Regions from separate parts of the Homo sapiens genome. Here region 2 is linked to region 1. Evidence: chromatin contacts called from ENCODE Hi-C or POLR2A ChIA-PET data. All regions are on one chromosome and are shown on one strand. The core of a region is the stretch at or near the end of the contact, and the rest is flanking DNA. Distances in the headings are between cores, read along the strand shown.

Evidence for each region. Hi-C counts contacts between places; a loop is a spot of excess contacts on that map. ChIA-PET counts read pairs that join two places held with the same protein, here RNA polymerase II (POLR2A). Pooled maps may share reads with other maps.
Region 2: a loop to region 1 is called in a map of cardiac septum, with 2.3 times the contacts of the local background. The contact joins the promoter of LUCAT1 here to the enhancer-like site in region 1. A Hi-C loop is called at or near these places in 12 of 168 maps with a recorded cell type or tissue (CD4-positive, alpha-beta T cell, CD4-positive, alpha-beta memory T cell, CD8-positive, alpha-beta T cell and 7 more), 10 of 37 single-sample maps with no recorded cell type and 18 of 50 pooled maps. POLR2A ChIA-PET finds 5 or more read pairs at or near these places in 7 of 52 experiments (A673, BJ, MCF 10A and 4 more).

The regions. Positions count from the first base shown.
Region 1 is chr5:91,210,006-91,216,212 of GRCh38, forward strand. The region is part of intron 3 of LOC107986432 (a long non-coding RNA gene); the gene reads right to left. Among named protein-coding and RNA genes, the nearest start is that of LUCAT1, 100 kb to the right of the region's middle. Within about 2 kb of position 2,911, at least 8 of the 41 ENCODE cell types and tissues checked have a DNase peak (open chromatin) inside an H3K27ac peak, as active enhancers do; they include A673, where a contact is called at or near this core.
Region 2 is chr5:91,311,593-91,317,799 of GRCh38, forward strand. LUCAT1 (lung cancer associated transcript 1) reads right to left here and starts at 2,810. Exons shown (of 5, transcript NR_103548.1): 1 at 2,488-2,810; 2 at 2,046-2,185; 3 at 1,486-1,637. RefSeq lists enhancers at 1-883, 246-790, 2,235-3,434, 2,322-3,109.

The DNA of each region.
Region 1 (6,207 bases), core at 1,661-4,160:
GCTACTATACCATTACGTTTTTTAGAACTGTAGAAATCTAAATTAATATTTCTACAGGACTTTTTCACAGACATTTTCTCATAATAACCCAATTCTTTTAAAGAAAATAAGAAGTGGCTTGTTTTCATCACCACTAATCTATAAAACAAAGAAATAAATAAAAATACGGTTGGTTTATACTTCAGATATATATCTTTGGTGATTTTCATAGAATCAAAAAAAAAATGAGGCCTCAAAAGCCATCATTTTAACATTAATTTTCCCAAATTAAGCTCACTTAATAATTTTTGAAATTGTGTTTATTTTCAGTTGAGTGGAGTATATTCAGTAAATCAATTTGCAATGCATTTGTTGCATCTACATCTCTCTTGCTGGTATTTCTCCTCTCACAGAATGGTTAGCACAGAAGAGACTTCCTCCACGGGACCCTGGCTTAGAAATGGTTGCATTTCAGAGCCAAAGTAGTATAAGCTGCCAAAATGATTCTGAGCAATGGAAAAAGAGTCCTCATGTATCCCTCACAGCTCATTAAAGAGTTTGCCCCACCATTATCCCCAGGCTTTTCCATCTTCAATGTCTTCCCCTTAATTGCACCCATTTCTAATCTTGATGCACATTTTCAAATGTTTCTTCTTCTCGAGAGACTTTTTCCTCCATCCTGCATTTTTTGCAGTCTCTAGCCATTTTGGAAAATTTCTTGAAAGAAGACATTTCCACATCTGTGCCTTCTTCTCATTCACCATAATCTGGCCTCCACTCCCACTCTTCTACTAGACTTTTCCAAAAGGTCTCCAAGGACTTCTATAGGAGCAAGTATAGAAGCCTCTTCTGGGCCAGGCGCAGTGGCTCACATCTGTAATCTCAACACTCTGGGAGGCCGAGGCAGGTGGATCACCTGAGGTCAGGAGTTCGAGGCCAGCCTGGCCAAAATGGTGAAACCCTGTCTCTACTAAAAACACAAAAATTAGCTGGCTATGGTGGCGCACACCTGTAATCCTAGCTACTTAGGAGGCTGAGGCAGGAGAATCACTTGAACCCAGGAGGCAGAGGTTGCGGTGAGCCAAGATCACACCACTGCACTCCAGCCTGGGTGACAGAGTGAGACTCCATGTCAAAAAAAAAAAAAAAAAAAAAAAAACTGCTCCATGGCAGTGTTTCAAGTGCCTGCTGTGACTGTGCTGTTCTGGACGCCAAGCCTTGCTTTGGTGTTGTTTTCCTCCTACTTTTGTCTCTCCTTTCATTTGATTGGCTGCCAAAATGTAAGAGGCCTCTAAGCTTCCTCACTTAGCACTCCTTTTACCCCGGCTAATCTCTCTTGCTTTCATTCAGACCTGTACTGAGACTGCTATACACTGATAGTACTCCACAATTTATCCTCCCTTTTTTTGGTCTGTAAGAGTCTGAGCATTTTATTTTTTCCAAATGAAAGCTCAACATTTCCACTCAGATGTGCCTCAGTCACCTCAGAATCAGCATTTCAAAAACCAAACTTTTCTTTCTTTTTATTGTAGAGACAGGGTCTTGCTCTGTCTTCACCCAGGCTAGAGTGCAGTGGCATGATCATAGCTCATGGCAGCCTTTAAACTCCTGGGCTCAAGCAATCCTTCCGCCCCAGCCTCCAGAGCAGCTGGGACCATAGGTGTACACCACCATGCTCAGCTAGCAACCTTTTCTTTCTTCTGCAAATTTTTCTTCTGCCTATGTCTTGGGCCCTTTTTGGGTGAGTAACATCATCATCTCCCTACTCACACAAAATAAAGAACTGAAGTAAGCTCTGATGTTTGTTCCCACCTAAGCCCCTTCTTTAAATTGCTTAGTCTGTTTGTGAATTCATCCTGTCTTCTCCCTTTCCTCTGACTCTGCCCTTGCTCAGACTATCATCATCAATGTTCTGGACAATACTGGTAGCTCTGAACATGTCCCCTCACTTCCAATCTTTCCTAATACAGCACATCCTGATCCATACACAATGAGACTTTTATCTCTTAGCAATGATAAGATAGAATTCCTTGGAAAACATCACAAAACACTTTTGGTAGAAAAAAACCAAACACTGCTATGTTAAGAGACTACATAAACCCTAATCTGTATTCTGCATGATTTTTCACCGGAGGAATATTTCTGAAGTAAAAATATGTTCCATTACTCCCCTGCTAAAAACTCCAGAATAGCACTTCGCTGTCTTCAGAATCAAGATAGGAAGAAAAAGGGTCTGATTTTCCACTCCTACATTACTCCATCTATGCTAATTTGTGTTGAATTTCCAGACATATCTATGCTCTGTAATAACTCGGGGCTTGGGACCTTCAGTTTTTTCTGCCCAGAATGCCCACTTCCCATCCTGTCAGCTGTCTATTCATCCTTCATTATCCAGTTCCTTTTTACCTCTCAAGACTCAGTATCTCACCCTTCTCCTCAATGCTGACTCACTCAAACTAAGTCCGCATTGAACTCCCTCCTAAACTTCTTTTAATCTTTTGAAATTGCTCTTTCTTGCCTGCCGAGCCTTTGTACACACATTTCTCTCTGCCTCGAACACTCCCTCCTGCTTAGCCTGCCTGACACTTACCTAATCTTCAAAATTCACTTCAAATGTCATTTCCTCTGTCTCTGACTCCTCAAGCTGTCCTATGTACTGGGACCAGAGTATGCTTGATCACTTTCAAAGCACTGTACTGTATGGTGGTTTTTCTAACTCTATTTTCCTATTTGATTTTGAGTGTGGCATGTTAATTAGGGCAATGCTACTTATTGCAGGAGACAAACTCCTACATCTGAGTAGCTTAATATAATGGAGGTTTCTTTCTTTCCCATTGAAAGTCCAAACAGATGTTCCTAATTGTCAGGTGGCTCTACTCCAAGCATGAGTCAGGGTCCTAAATTCCATCCTGTGGCTCGGCCAGTTTCAATACATGTTCACTTTGAAAAAGAAGTTTTATGGGCCAAGCCTGCTGGTGCCTCACATGACCACTGCCCATAAGTCACATGGCCACACCCAATTATAAGAGGGACTGGAAAAAGTAGTTAAGCTGTCCACCTAGGAAGAAGAGGAAATGCTGTGATGTACAGACATCTAGTCTTTGCTGGAGCTAGGCTCTGCTTTTTCTCTCTCTATCGCCAGTACCTGTCATGGACCTGACCCATATTTGTTGAACAAATGAGTGAATGAAAAGCATAAAAGATTCATAAAAGATCTTATATTTTAACTTAGCACTTCCAGTAGTTTTTTTGGTTGTTGTTGTTTTGTTTTGTTTTTGTTTGTTTGTTTGTTTGAGACAGAGTCCTGCTCTGTCACCCAGGCTGGAGTGCAGTGGCACAATCGGCTCACTGCAAGCTTCGCCTCCCGGGTTCACGCCATTCTCCTGCCTCAGCCTCCCGAGTAGCTGGGACTACAGGTGCCCGCCACCACGCCCGGCTAATTTTTTGTATTTTTAGTAGAGACGGGTTTCACCATGTTAGCCAGGATGATCTCGATCTCCTGACCTCGTGATCCGCCCGCCTCGGCCTCCCAAAGTGCTGGGATTACAGGCGTGAGCCACCGTGCCTGGCTCCAGTAACTTTTAAAGAGCACTTAGACTCCCAAATCCACTTAAAAAAAAGTCTTCTCTTTTTTCTATACCCAATGAAATAAAAATAGGTTTTTAAAGGAAGAAATATAAAACAAGTTGTAATTGGTGGCATGTACTACCATAGCAAAAGTCCTTACTCAAGTGACTGACACGGAAAAATCACCCTGATGTGGTTTGTCTCTGTGTCCCCCTCAAATTTCATTTCGAATTGTAATCCCCACATGTTGGAGGAGGGGCCTGGTGGGGGATGATTGGATCATGGGGGTGGATTTCTCCCTTGCTATTCTCATGATAATGAGTGAGTTCTCATGAGATCTGATGGTTTAAAAGTGTGGCACTTCCCTTCGCTCCCTCTCCTCCTGCCACCATGTAAGATATGCCTTGCTTCCCCTTCACCTTCTGCCATGATTGTAAGTTTCCTGAGACCTCCCCAGCCATGCAGAACTGTAAGTCAATTAAACATCTTTTGTTTATAAATTATGCAGTCTGAGGGTAGTATCTTTATAGTAGTGTAAGAACATATTAAAACACATCCCTCTGGAAATTTAATAATGATGGTAGTTGTATTTGTTTCCTAGGGCTACTGTAACAAAGTCCCGCAAAGTAGGTGGCTTAAGTAGGAGAAATTCATTGTCCCACAGTTCCAGAAGCTAGAAGTCCAAGATCAAGGTGTCAGCAGGATTGGTTCCTTCAGAGGGCTGTGAGGGAGAATCTGTCCCATGCCTCTCCCCTAGCTTCTGATGGTTTTCTGGCAATCTTTGGTGTTCCTTGGCTTCTGCAATATCACCCCAATCTCTGCCTTCATGTTCATATGGCATTCCCCCATATGCATATCTGTATCCAAATTTCCCCCTTTGTAAGGATACCAGTCATATTGGATCCGGGCCCACTCTACTCCAGTAGGTCCTCATCTAGCCAACTACATCTGCAACAACCCTATTTCCAAATAAGGTCACATTCTGAGATGCTAGGGATTAGGACTCCAGCATGTGAATTTTTGAGGGACAGAACTCCACCTACAGTGGGGGGGTTATGAAGCTCAGATGTATTAGCCTCCCTGTTTGTCCTTACTTTGAGATAAAGCTTAAAAAGAATCTTGTCATCCAAATTAGACTCTTTTCTGCCAAAGGGCAGCATTCTGACTGAAGAGGAAGGTTGGGATGGAAGGCAGCCATGGCATCCAAGGCACGGGCCCCACGTGAAACAACAGTAATACTAAGAATTTACTTTCGTAACTGATAGCTCTTAGAAAAAGAGGCGTATTTGTAACCCCAGTTACAGTACTTTGCTTTGACTGAAAAGTCAATTTCAACTGTTCATTATGAGCACATTCCTTTTCCCTGAAGTTCCATCAAAATGCAAATATAGACATGTGGGACATGAGGGATCTTCTTGCTTTAACAAACACATATACAAAATGATTTCTAGCAATTAAAATGACAGCTTCAATAATCATCTGATCTCTCACATCATCTGCCCCTTGAATCATAAATATAGTCATGAGAGAGCCTTCAAAAACATTAATTGGAGCAAATGATGTATTTTCTCATTTTCTTTAGAGTTTTCCTCAAAAATTTCATAGAAGCATCAAATTAATGAGCTTGAAACAATTGTGGGAATTGTTCAGTGTAGGGATTTCGAGGGGTGCTCAGGAAAGCCCTGAGAGTTCATTCAAGTCCAGAAGGGTAGAGGCATGTGTGGTGGGTGGGTAGAGTAGTGGGGCAATGGGGAGGAGACTGGGAGGAAAGAGATTCTGGACAGTTGGCCCACCTGCAGCCCACCTGATCAGGGCACTCTCCTTTCATCTAATGTACATATTGTTGCTATGTTTGAAGAAAGTATTTCACATTTTATAAAAGTAAGAAAATTTAGACCCAGAGAAATTGTGATTTATTGAAATTCCTGTAGCTAGCCAAGTGAGCAGCAGAGCTGAATGAGAATCAAAGTTTTCTTCTGTCCATCCATACATACTAAGCTACATCTCTCCCAACTTCATACAAATGCAAGAAGGAAACTCACTACAGGTTCATTTAAGGCAAATATGCTGTCTGCCTTGATCTGGTGATTTATGACAACTCAATCCATGTCTTCATAAAAATAACCAAGCTGGCTAGGTGCAGTGTGGCTCATGCCTGTAATCCCAGCACTTTGGGAGGCCAAGGTGGGCGGATCATGAGGTTAGGAGTTCAAGACCAGCCTGGCCAACATGATGAAACCCCATCTCTACTAAAAATACAAAAATTAGCCAGGTGTGGTGGCAGGCGCCTGTAATCCCAGCCACTCGGGAGGCTCAGGCAGGAGAACTGCTTGAACTGGGGGGACGGAGGGGGCAGTGAGCAGAGATCACGCCATTGCCCTCCAGCCTGGAAGCCTGGGTGATAGAGCAAGACTTCGTCTCTAATAATAATAATAATAATAATAATAATAATAATAACCTAAGCCTAAATTGGGGCATTTTTAGCTTAGCCCTTTCAACATAAAATATTTTTATGATATAAAGATGTAACTTTTATGTAATGACTATTATATTTCAAGTTAATCACAGATCTAGACCTTTATTCTTCACCTGCAATTCTTTTCTTTCAGCTCAATGAAGAGCATCTAATTTTTAAAGGACCAGTTAGGGCCAGGCGTGGAG
Region 2 (6,207 bases), core at 1,560-4,059, 100 kb after region 1:
AAACAGAACCAGTGTACATTCAGATCTTAAGAGTGGTCATCCGGAATACGTACCTTATGAAAAAGTAAGGATATTCAGGTTCAGTAATGATATACTTGGTTTGCAAATAACACACGTTCGTTTTCATGTTGCTAAAGACTCCTTGCTAGGAAACGAAACACTTGTAATTTAATATGCAATGTTCTCAAGAGTCTGAGGCCAAACCACCTCAAGCTGTGAATGCCTTGGCTCTGAAGAGCCAGTCAGGGTCAGGGCAGGGCAGCACTTGGCCTGATGCTCCTCCAGAATAAACCAAACAGCCACAGGAAGTGGTTTCTGTGATTCAGTAGGTGGCACACTTCCTTTTGAGTCAGAACTGAATCACAGCTGTGAGAGGCGAAAAATACCTATTTCTTTATCCCATACTTTTTCCCTATTCCCAGTGGTAAATTTATCACAGACTGTCATATAATGTATCCTGTTTAGTTCCGCGTATTTAAGCAAACAAAAAAAATTTGGCAAATCAACTACGGGGAGGCAAGAAAGGAGGGGAAAACACAGCCGACTGGAATTAATCCAAACGTCATTATGTCGTCACAGGGCCATATTCTCAGAGGTGATTGAAAGAATTGCCACAGTGATTTTGCTGGGGTCATTCAGGCCCCTGGTTCTCTCAACTGGAGTCTGACCCATTTCCAGTGAAAGCAGTTAGATCACACTTACATAAACTGTGTTGCTTCAAATGGGCCTGCCCTCCTCTTCACTCACTGACCCTGGCTTGCTTCTTGGCATGTCTGCTGGAAGGCCATTCTCTGTCTGTCCCAGGCATGGCCCTAGTTCAGCTGCGGGTGAAATTATCCTGTTCTGAATGTACTGAATGCTGCTGGCAATGCTGTAAATTGTTGTGAGGCTTAAGGAAAAACCCTGTAGATATCAACAAGTCATAAAAACAGGCGTATTTTCTCTTCGTCTCTTTCCCACTGTGTGTTTTATTCTTCAATATTAACAGTTCTGGGAATGTAAATGTATTTAACTATATTTTCCTCTGATGAACTAGATTTTAGTATATAATTTGTGGCTTCCTTCCATACCAATTTGTTCATATTGATAGCATGCTTCAGAACAAAGCTTCAGAGCTCAGGCTATACATCCTATAACACTCTTGGAAGACCAGTAACCAGACTGGAACCAGAAATCTTATTGCCATGTTAATATGTCATTTTCCTTCTGTGAAATATTCCAATAATGTAAAGAATGCAAGATTCAAAGTCACATAGACCCATGTACACGTTCAATCTACACCAAAGTTTGTGGAGCTGTGTGACCTTCAATAAGTCTCTTAACCTCTCTGAGCCATAATTTCCTCAGTCTGAAAAATGGGATGCTAACATAAGGCCAACATTACAGTGAGAACTAAATAAAACTTTTACATAGTGTCTAGGACAGCTCCTAGCTCATATTTAGTGTTTAAAATAAGCCTCTGATCTTTCTCTTTATTTACAATACCTTTTCATTGGGAGATGAGGACAGCATTTGGACACAACTGTACAGGCACGCTAAGTCTCATCCTTCCAAAGACGTCAGTCACATTCAGCCCCTTTAGCAGTTTCATCAACAGCATGTATAGCACATGTGATAGCAAACAGCAAGTTGGATTCCTTAATAAAGCAGTAAAGAAGGTCAGCCAGGATGTAGGCTTTAAAGCCAAGGCCAGCTCTTCTGGGCAGGACAGTTGTGGCTGATGTATGACAGCCAAATGTAATGAGAGTCCTCATTTGACATATTGAAGCGAGCACCTCAAGGATGGGCAGGGAAAAGAACCATCAGCAGTACTCACCACCAGAGCAGCAGTGAGTGCCCAGGTCAAACTGGACAAGGGCTGGCAGACAGGTGGAAATGTGAGTACATCGTTAGATTTGAAAAGGCCTTTGGCAGGGCACAGTGGCTCACGCCTGTAATCCCAGCATTTTGGAAGGCCAAGGCGGGTGAATCATGAGGTCAGGAGAACGAGACCATCCTGGCTAACACGGTGAAACCCCGTCTCTACTAAAAATGCAAAAAATTACCTGGGTGTGGTGGCGGGCGCCTGTAGTCCCAGCTACTCAGGAGGCTGAGGCAGGAGAATGGCGTGAACCCGGGAGGTGGAGCTTGCAGTGAACCGAGATCGCGCGCCACTGCACTCCAGCCTGGGCGACAGAGCGAAACTCTGTCTCAAAAAAAAAAAAAGAAAAGAAAAGCCCTTTTAAAATGTCCATCCTCCCATAACCCTTTGAAGCCTCCCACGTCCCCCCAGTTCCTCCCAAATGGCATATAAAAAGGGTGATGGCTTTTAGACAAAGGCAGTAGTACTCCCCAAACAGTTAAGGTCCAGAACATCATCTTGTATATACCTGTCTTAGAGCTATCACGTTGTGTACTGGAGTTTCCTGATTACATGACAGACTCCTCTGCTAGACAAACTCCTGAAGACAAGGAGGGGTTCTTATTCATCCTTTAGCCAAACCTTACCTGTAGCTCAGCATGTAGCCCATGGTAGATGCTGAACCAATTTTGTTAACGTGAGAGAAATACAAGAAAGCCAAGTCAGAAATACCATTGTTGCTGTTAGAAAACTTCAAAGAGGAATTTGTGGTCTCTGGTGCCAAGGTCCCATAAGAGTTCCAGCTGGGTGAGCTTCTTGTGAGGAAAGGAGCCAGAAGTCAGAACACATAGTGTGACAATATGAGAGAAAAGAGGATGAAAGCTGTTCTTAAATTGCACCTGTCTAAGGCAATCCGAGCTTGACACATGGTTTCTGGAGGTCTGGGCATTGTCTGAGTGGAGTGTTGATTGTATGTCTCCTGGAGCCTTCTGTTTAAATAACTGCCAGAGCAGGATGACTCAGCAGCCGGAGGATGAGATGCTCTTGATCTGCCGTCCTCTTTAAGTGACAAATCACATTGCCCTGGGTGTCTGTGGCAATCTCTGATATGACACACTCCTTCCTGCCAGCCCATCAACCAGGGTGGCAAGTCACAGTTACTAATCTGGAGACGGCTGAAAATTGCTGACAGGCAAGATCCCATGCTCCAAGTGTAGAGAATCATCTTTAAAATGAACTCTTGTCAATCTTGTCAATAGATTTTCTTTTTTTTTTTTCTTTTTTGAGATGGAGTCTCACTCTGTAGCCAGGCTGGAGTACAGTGGTGTGATCTTGGCTCACCGCAACCTCCACCTCCCGGGTTCAAGTGATGCTCCTGCCTCAGCCTCCCCTGGTAGCTGGGACTACAGGCGCATGCCACCACACCCAGCTAATTTTTGCATTTTTAGTAGAGACGGGGTTTCACCATGTTGCCCAGGCTGCTCCGGAACTCCTGACCTTAGGTGATCCGCCCACCTCAGCCTCCCAAAGTGCTGGGATTACAGGCGTGAGCTACCACGCCCAGCCTAGATTTTGTTACTGAGACTGAGTCTCACTCTGTTGCCCAGGCTGGAGTGCAATGGTGTGATCTTGGCTCAGTGCAACCTCTGCCTCCTGGGTTCAAGCAATTCTCTTGCTTCAGCTTCCTGAGTACCGGGGATTACAGACGCCTGCCACCACACCTGGCTATTTGTATTTTTAGTAGAAACGAAGTTTCGCCATGTTGGCCAGGCTGATCTCAAACTGCTGACCTCAAGTGATCCGCTCGCCTCGGCCTTCCAAAGTGCTGGGATTCTAGGCATGAGCCACGGCACTCAGCCTTGTTTCTGAAATGTAGAGACTGATTTTACATTTCTAGTCTGTCTCCATATCAAAGACTCCCTATTGTCTTCAGGATAAAGTCGAAATTCAATATCCTGACCATTAGGGTCCTATAGGAACTTATCTATACCTACCTTCCTAGCATAATAGAATCTTAACTTGTTTTGCTTTTTTTTCTACTTGATATCGGCTTACTTCTGTTTGTTTCTTTGTTTTTGTCCCTGGCAGATAAATGGTGACAGGACAAAGCTTTAAGAACGTGGCCTAGAGGCCAGGTGTGGTGGCTCACTCCTATAATCCCGGTACTTTGGGAGGCCGGAGCATGCAGATCACTTGAGATCAGGAGTTGGAGACCAGTCTGACCTAACATGGTGAAACCCTGTCTCTACAAAAAATCCAAAAAATCCAGATGTGTTGGTGCACTCCTATAATCCCAGCTACTCGGAGGCTGAGGCAGTAGAATCGCTTGAACCTGGGAGATGGAGGTTGCAGAGAGCCCAGATCACCCCACTGCACTCTAGCCTGGGTGATGGAGCGAGACTCCTTCTGAAAGGAGAAGAAGGGGAAGGGGAAGAGGAAAAAGGGGAAGGAGAAGAAGGGGAAAGGGAAGGGGGAAAAAAAGAAAAGAGAAAAGTGGCCTAGGAGGAAATCCTACCTAGTAGCTATTTCCTGAAAATTGCAGAAGTTACCATTATTAAAATTTAGTAGGCTGGGTATGGTGGCTCACACCTATAATCCTAGCACTTTGGGAGGCCGAGGTGGGAGGATCTCTTGAGCTCAGGAGTTTAAGACCAGCTCAGGCAAGAGTGACACCCCTGTCCTTACAAAAATATCAAAAAATTAGCTGGATATGGTGGCATGCACCTGTGTTCCCAGCTACATGGGAGGCTGAGGCTGGAAGATGACCTAAGCCCAGGAGATGGAGGCTGTGGTGAGCCATGATCATACCACTGCACTCCAGCCTGGGTGACAGAAAGAGACCCTGTCTCAATATAAGTAAATAAATAAATAAATATAAAATTTAGTAGCACAGTACTTTCATGTTGGTCATTAAAGAGCAGTATTCTCTAGATTTTTTTGTTTGACAAATGTTGGTCAACTTTCAAGTAGGGATTCAAGGATAGCTTAGATACGAGACTCAAAAACTATACCTATAGGAACAGAAAACTTAAATTTGTGATTTGGACTAGCTGCTCTGTGCTATGCCCGAAATAAGCTAAATAGGTTTCTAACTTTTTTGTTTGTTTGAGATGGAGTCTCGCTCTGTCACTCAGGCTGGAGTGCAGTGGCATGGTCTCGGCTCACTGCCTCCCAGGTTGAAGCGATTCTCCTGCCTCAGCCTCCTGAGTGGCTGGGATTACAGGTGCACACTGCCACACCTGGCTAATTTTTTATTCTTTTTGGTAGCGATGGGGTTTTACCATGTTGGCCAGGCTGGTCTCGAACTCCTGACCTCAAGTGATCCACTCGCCCAAAGTGCTGGGATTACAGGTATAAGCCACCACACCCAGCTGGTTTCTAACACACTTTTAAGCATTATAAATGCTTTAACTTGTCTGCAAGGGCTGATTCAAATTTCGGATTATGTTTTTGCAACCCCTGGTTCAGATCAAAGGAATGACAATCCACACTATCCATAACCCCACTATTCACCTCTACACCATCCTTCCTACTCACTGCAAACCGTTTTCTAACAGGAATTTCCTTGGCTACATAAGTATTGTCTCTGGCGAACAAGGACTTTGGGTCACACATTTTGTGTTTCCTCAGAGTTTAGTCCAGTGGGTCCTGTCCACACTGTGGTGCTTAACACTATTGACTTGATTTGACTTTGAAAGAGGAGCTCTCCACTTACCTCCAACCTTTGCAGATTCCACTCAAGGATAATTGTGAATTGTGGTTTTTTATTTACCCCCCAGAGTTTAATTACTATTTGCAATATTAATTTCTTTTGGCAGGCAGTAGTAATTTTACAAATCTCTTTTGGAGCCCAGAGGGAAATATTTCCACTTGAGATAAATGTTTGGGTAACAACAATGAAAACAGAAAATATTCAGACTTTTTGTGATTCTAATTCACTTGCAAGTTTTACTTTTTCTGCTTTGAGATATTCTGTAGCTATGAGTCCTTAGGAAATCCACTTTGGTTTACTTATAATAATTTTAAGCAGTATTTTAAAATGAAACAAAGTAAAACAACATGTTGTTTCATTAGGTTACTGTAAACATTTAAAAATACATATGTAAGGCTGGGCACGGTGGCTCACACCATTGGACTCCAGTCTGGGCAATAGAGTGAGACTCTGTCTCAAAAAAAAAAAAAAAAACAAAAAACACACACACATAGAAGAAACTCTGAAACATATAATCTCACAACCAAGGAATAACAATGGTAGGTATTCTGGAGTACACACTTTACAAAGTTGTTTGTTTGTTTGTTTTTGGAGTTGGAGGTGAGGGTAGGTGGGAAGGTGAAGTTGGGGGCGAGGTCTTTGTTGTTGTTTTGTT